2 separate regions of the Homo sapiens genome follow, and region 2 is linked to region 1. The links are chromatin contacts, found by Hi-C or POLR2A ChIA-PET in ENCODE. All regions are on one chromosome and are shown on one strand. Each heading gives the region's core, a stretch centred on a gene start or an enhancer-like site at or near the end of the contact. The rest is flanking DNA. Distances are from core to core; before and after follow the strand shown.

Region 1 (3,170 bases), core at 527-3,026:
TTCAGTGATAATCTTACTTGGATTGCTCTAAATGCATGTCTTCTCCCTATAGTAAATCTCATGTTGTAAGTCATCAGGAATGAGTTACAGATAAGCTTAGTTTGAAAAGTTTCTTCCTTTGTTCTCTTTATTCTTGCTTCTTTCCATATATTCACTTAACCTTTAGCTTTTTCTAGAGATATTTGTTAAAGTAAGGTAAGAAGGGCACATCTTATTTTCCCAGCCTCTACAACTACAGAGAAATTGAATGAATAGTAGAGCAAACACTGTATACTCGTCACCTAGATTTACCGGTTAACGTATCGTCACTTTTGTTTTCTGTCTCTGTTTATATACTCATACAAATACATGTGCACTTTTTGGAATGTGCTGAACTAATTGAAAGTAAAAGGCAATCATGCTGTTTCACCCCCTAATATTTCAGTGTGCTTCTTCTATGAACAAGGACATCTTCCTGTATAAGCATAATACCATTAACACATTCCTATACCAGTGTGACAGCTCATAATCATATTTCTCCAATTGTCCACAAAATGTCCTTAATAGCACTTTTTTATTCAATCCAGGATTCAATTCAAAAATTGTCTTTGCTGTCATGTCTTTTTACTCTTCTTTAAATCACAGTGTCCGAAAGCATTTTGCTTTTTAAGATATTGGCATTTTGAAGATTCCAGGCCAGTTTTCTGGAATCTTCCACAGTCTACATTTGTCTGTTTGTTTCTGATTGTTTTCTCAAGTTTAGATTTCGGTTAAGTGTTTTTAGTAGGAATACTAACTAGGTGATGTGTATTTCCAGTTGTATCATATTACTGGTGAAGCTAGGTGATCCATGGGGTGATACCTGGGCACTATGAATAACCTGTTTCCCTGCAACTTTTTACCCAGTGGTTGTAATATCGATGGTTGAGTCTGTCTTGCATTAGTTAATACATTTGACATGGTAAAACAGTAAATTTTAAGTTATTTCTTTCCTTTCAAATTAATATTCTGTAAAGAAGAGCTTTTCCTGTTTTCTCCTCTCCTCGCTCCCTCACTCTCTGTGCATATGAAAATGTGGGCTTCTGGTACCTTTCCTTAATACTAGCAGTCACCATTTATTGAGTGTTTATTATTTGCCAAACACTGTGTGATATGGTTTGGCTGTGTCCCCACCCAAATCTCATCTTGAATTATAGTTCCTACAATCCCCATATGTGGTGGGAGGGATCTCGTGGGAGGTAATTTAATCAGGGGCAATTTTCCCCATGCTATTCTTGTGATACTAAGTTCTCACAAGATCTGATGGTTTTATGAGGGGCTTCCCCCTTCACTCGGCTCTCATGCTTCTGCTTCCTGCTGCCACGTGAAGAAGGGCATGTTTGCTTCCCCTTCCACCATGATTTTAAGCTTCCTGAGGCCTCCCCAGCCGTGCTTAACTGTGAGTCAATCAAACCTCTTTCCTTTATAAATTACCCAGTCTTGGGTATGTCTATATTAGCAGCATGAGAACGGACTAATACGCTGTGCTAAGGGTTTTATATGGATCATGTCATACAATTCTTCCAGCAACCTTGGGAGGTAGATTTTGTAACTAACTGTTCTCGCTTTTTACATGAAGAAACAGAGCATCAGAAATGTTAAATGACTTGTTCAAACAGGTAATAAGGATTCCAGTGACTCTGAGGCCACTTCATTGTGATGCTTCCCAAATGTCAGCCAGACTGTGCTTTCTCACACCTAGCCCGACTTACAGACAGGAGCGAGGCCAGCAGAACAACTGTCCATAGTAAATAGTGTCTTCACAAGCCAAGGAGTATGGCTACCAGCCCAGTCCTGGGCCCTTCCCTGTGCTTGCTGCTCTATTTCAGAGTCTGTTGCCTCTTCCTTTTTGGCTCCTTTCAAGGTCTGCTGAGTCTTCCCTTACTTCTCTCCTAGAATGGAACAGTGTCTCCTGGTTGGATTGAGGCACACGTGCTCAGAGCGAGCAGCTCACAGCTTGGCTAGCTCCTGGTGGATGAGTAGTATGGTTGTGGGCTTGGGAGACAGCCAGCCTTGAACTTAGGAGCTGGCACTGGCCTGAGAGTCATTATCTGTCTCTAGTCCTTGGCCCCAGAGTGCCCTACATCTTCACCTATTTTCTTGGGGTACCAAAAACTCCATTCCTGAAAATGTTTTTTGAAAATGTGTTATAACCTATAAAGTCATTATTCTTAATGATGCTGAGATTGTCTCAAGTTTTGCCAGTGGGGATCCCTTCAATTTGGCTCATTGTCCTTTTGACACAATATCCGTTAGTCTAGATAGCTTTCTTGATTTCTGGCACAAGATATAGCAGGTTCACCTTGCACTTGCACTTTTTTTAGAAACCAAAATATGAGCACAAAGTGTGCTCATTGCTACTGAGATGTTGTTGTTTCTAAGGAAGGTGCGTGTTTTTTGAGAATTATTCTGCTGTTGATAGCGTAGTAGAGTTGGAGTGGGGGTGAACAAGGAAACTGCTGCCTGGCCTTCAATTGGAAATGCCCAAAATTCCTAGGGATGTCAGTGACTGCAGCTCTGTCCTTGCTGGCTCCTGCTTGGTCAATGACTTGTCAGTCCCTTGTCATCAAGCAGTTGGGGACCTTTGATTACAAAGAACTCCTCTTTTTGCTGACAGAAAGACAACATTTCAAAAGACATTTCTTGTGAATTCTATTCTCCAGTGGTCCTTTTCTGCCCTTTGTGCCAAACTTGAAACTGCAGGGAAATCTTTGTTACAGAGAATCCAGAAAAGACCTATTAACAGCATTGAGGCTGTGTCTGCCACTTCATGGCTGTGTATTTTCAGACATCATTGCTATTTTTCAGAATTAAATTAATTATCTTAATGGAGTACTTACTTGCTTAAGTTTAAAGTTCACTCCATTTTAATGTTTATTTTCTTGAGTGGCCCATCAAGGAAATAGGAAGAAGTAGTTTATTTTGTATTGTGGTTTGAGATAAGAGAGGTTTTTATTTATTATTAATTTTAAGTAAGGCACCCAAAGATAATAAAGGCCTAGGAAGGATAGTGAGAAGAATTTTGCCATGATACATATTTTCCTCAATAGGTCTTCCTCAGTGGTGGTTATGTATGTACGTTTATTTTAATACTCTAGTCTATGCCCTCTTTAATTCTTTGGCTTGATCTTTGTTTTGTTTTTCTTCTAAAG
Region 2 (3,303 bases), core at 68-2,567, 57 kb after region 1:
TTTAATCTAGGAACTAGAATCTTCTCATAGTGAAATTAGAACCTGATTATAGCTTTTTAAAGCTTACCTTTTGCTACCAAAGCAATTGGGGTTTCCATGTAATAAGTCTTTTAATCCTTTAGTATTTTTTTCTTGGTTTCTCCTTGTTTTCCTGCTCTTTTTCTTAAACAGATCTACCCTGTTCTTTTTAAATATCCCAGCATAAGTGTTTACTTTTAAAATCCAGAGCTTTACTAAACATTCACATTCAGGGTATTTTGCTTTCTCTGGATCAGCCATTGCTTGTGACCGTGACTCTCCAATCATAACAGATTTGCTGAGATACACACACACATACACACACACACGCACACTCAAACTGTAGTGAGAAAGACTTGTGTTTAATCCTTCTAAATTTGTAGATTTATAGGGTCACAATGCAGCTTCAGTAAGTTTCTTATGTAGTAAACTTGAGAAATATCTAAATTGAGCTTTTAAAATAATAATAGAGAAATAAAAAATAATAAAATAAAAAGCTTTTCTAGTAAAAGCATGACTTTATCGGTATTTATTTAATTCCTCTTATTCACATGCCTAGCAAAGATCCAAGTGGCATTCCTGTGGCAGAATGGTGGACTTACAAGATTCATGATGAGAGTCTGTGCCAAGTCCAATTTGATTCCAGAGTAATTATGTTATTAGAACATTGCTGATTGCCCCAGTGCCCACTGTGCAGCTTAACCTTTAAATGCTAGTGATAATTAACTACTTTATCATTCTACCAAGAAACTCCAACATGTAACTCTGTTCTACAGTCAACTTCAAAAATACAACGCTGCCTGCAAAACCGGAAACAGCTAGCTTAAGAAAAATATAAAGTATTTGGTTGTACATATGAGCCAATAAATGAACATAAAATCTAAATCTAAATAGGCATTACCTTTTAGTATTTTTAAGAAATTGTTTTGTTTAGAAATTTTTCCTCTTAAACAATGTGGAAATAACTTTCAATAGAATATAGCAGAATCAGAGAATTGTTAATAAAAGATATATATACTCCATTTTTCTTCTTTTTGTAAAATATGAAATTAGCCAGATTTAGTGCATCTAAAGGTAAGTAAAGGAGCAAAGGTGAGGAAGGGGCTGAATTGCCATATTACCGATTCCAAGGGCACCACAACACAAATCTTACTCTAGTGAATGGTCTCCCATGGAATTGTTCATCCTAGTGATGCTCAGAAAAGGAATGTATCATAAGAGATTTGGAGTGAGATTGAGGCGTGCAGAGGGGATGTTCAGCCATTTGTGTTGAGAAATATTTCTGGGCAGTTCCCTTCTGCTCATGATGCTAGGTGCCCCACCCTCAGGGAACCCACAGCCTAAAGTGGGAAGTGGCCTTGTAAACACAGCAATAAATTTGTTGTGAGTGCTTTACTCATTGGAGGAACAAAATGTTAAGGGAACAAAGAGGAATGAATGATTAATTCTGCCTGACAGCATCTGAGGAAGCTTTGAAAGGTGACATTAGAGCTGATTCTTAAGGATAGTGGGGGATTTCAAAAGATAGATCTTGAGAAAATAGTCATTGCCATAAGCCAGGAAAAAAGGCTACAGGTGCAACGAAAATACACAGAGCCCAGGGGAACACTGGCTTATAGTGCTGATGTAGGATACAAGGCCAGGACTCTGGATTGGGGTGTGGAGTGAGGACTTTGGAAAACAGCCATACTCAGAAATTTGGAATTTTTTTCCCCCTGTGAACAGTAGGAAACTGTCCTTTTAAAAGAGGAGTTAAAACAGGCTGAACCTCTCTTTGGGAAGTATGAATTCCAGAAGTGAGGTGGATAGACTGGAGAGGGGAAAACTAGAAACGGGATTGAGGCATGAAGTATGGTAGATAGTAACCCACAGATGATGATTGCATGCATGGTTTCAGTGGTCATGAAAACCTACTGAGTGCATTGGGTTGTGTGAAAGCAAAGCAGAAGTGTTGACCCAAGTCTCATGGCTTGGGAGTGAGGTTTGGAACTCAGCAGAGATACACAAAAGTCAAGAAGTAGTCCACTTTAAAAAATCGTTTGGCTCGTAATGTTTTGTGTCAATCTTCAGCCTTACTGAATAATGCCTGCAGTCTTTTCTGCCACTAAGTTTAAGGCTGAACGTTTGATAGGTCTAGGGCTAGAGTATTCATATAAAACCTCAAGAGGGGCTGGCACAGCAGGGACGGATTTAGAGGTCCCCAGCCCGCCCAGTGGGCACCCACTCACTGGTCCCATCTCTCTCCCCCACCAAACTCCCACCTGCACATCTTTGGAGCTTGTAATAAAGAGTTGCCATCACCACAGGTATGAAGAAAGACCATCAATCTTCTTAACAATGTGCTTTGGAAGTTCAGAAATGCCACAAAAGAGATTGTGACATTAAGGCTCAGTGGAAATAAAATGGAACATAGACCCAAAAGTTCTGGGTAACACACTTTCTCTCATAGTTAATTAAAAGGGCCTCGTAAATGTTGTATGTTTTTATAAACATCAGTTATTACCAACAGACTAAGATAAAGCAAAAAAAAAAACCCGTTCAAAGAGTTAGTCTTATATGAAATAAATTTATAAATGAGGAAGAGCTTTCCTGACCAGTTTTCTGAATTGATTTGCATGCCAGACAGAGACGTTCCAGTGGTGATTGTTCTTCCTATAACTTTTTTTCCATAGAGATTTTCAGATATTCTTTCTACTACTCTCCAAGATCAGCCCTTTGTTACCCTGGGTTAGGGTCATTCACACTTGGGAGCCCTGCCCTGGTGCCCTGCCAAGGGACTGTGTTACTCAGGTTTTTGCCATTCACCACTCAGCAGCATAGCGCAGCCCTCAGTCCAGCTCCCGCTCTCCCACCTCACCTGCATTTAGATCTTTTCTTTGGTCTGTCTGAAGCTTAGTCACTAGGCAGTTGTTAAGATTGTTCCAGTTTTCATTGGCACTTTTTTCACTTCTTCATCCATGATTTTAAGCTCTCATATTATCTAAATGTGCCCAATAACCACCTGACCTTCATGGCAGATAGAGTCATTCTCTGCTTCAGGTCTTGTCACCCACGTCTCTTGTGTGTATAGGAGACTTCTCCAGTTGAGAGCTCCTTGAAAGCAGAGGTGAAGCATACAGGCTGAGCCTAAGTGTGGTCCCAAGAGGCATGGAGCATCTTTCTCCATTCCCTGGCCCCAGTGGCATTCCTAGGTTTCCAGACATTGAAAGGTGTGGGTTCATGAAAACTATAGGAGTGAGAAAGGAATAATACGCATTTCTGCAGGTGGTGTTTTTCCTGCCACTC

What was found. A loop is a pair of places that touch in the nucleus more often than their neighbours do. ChIA-PET counts read pairs that join two places held with the same protein, here RNA polymerase II (POLR2A). Pooled maps may share reads with other maps.
Region 2: a loop to region 1 is called in a map of endothelial cell of hepatic sinusoid, with 3 times the contacts of the local background. The contact joins two enhancer-like sites. A Hi-C loop is called at or near these places in 1 of 168 maps with a recorded cell type or tissue (endothelial cell of hepatic sinusoid) and 1 of 50 pooled maps. POLR2A ChIA-PET finds 5 or more read pairs at or near these places in 1 of 52 experiments (activated CD4-positive, alpha-beta T cell).

Annotation. Positions count from the first base shown.
Region 1 is chr9:79,642,900-79,646,069 of GRCh38, forward strand. All of the region lies in intron 6 of TLE4 (TLE family member 4, transcriptional corepressor), which reads left to right. Among named protein-coding and RNA genes, the nearest start is that of TLE4, 73 kb to the left of the region's middle. Within about 2 kb of position 1,777, at least 2 of the 41 ENCODE cell types and tissues checked have a DNase peak (open chromatin) inside an H3K27ac peak, as active enhancers do.
Region 2 is chr9:79,700,519-79,703,821 of GRCh38, forward strand. The region is part of intron 8 of TLE4 (TLE family member 4, transcriptional corepressor); the gene reads left to right. Among named protein-coding and RNA genes, the nearest start is that of LINC01507, 120 kb to the right of the region's middle. Within about 2 kb of position 1,318, at least 2 of the 41 ENCODE cell types and tissues checked have a DNase peak (open chromatin) inside an H3K27ac peak, as active enhancers do.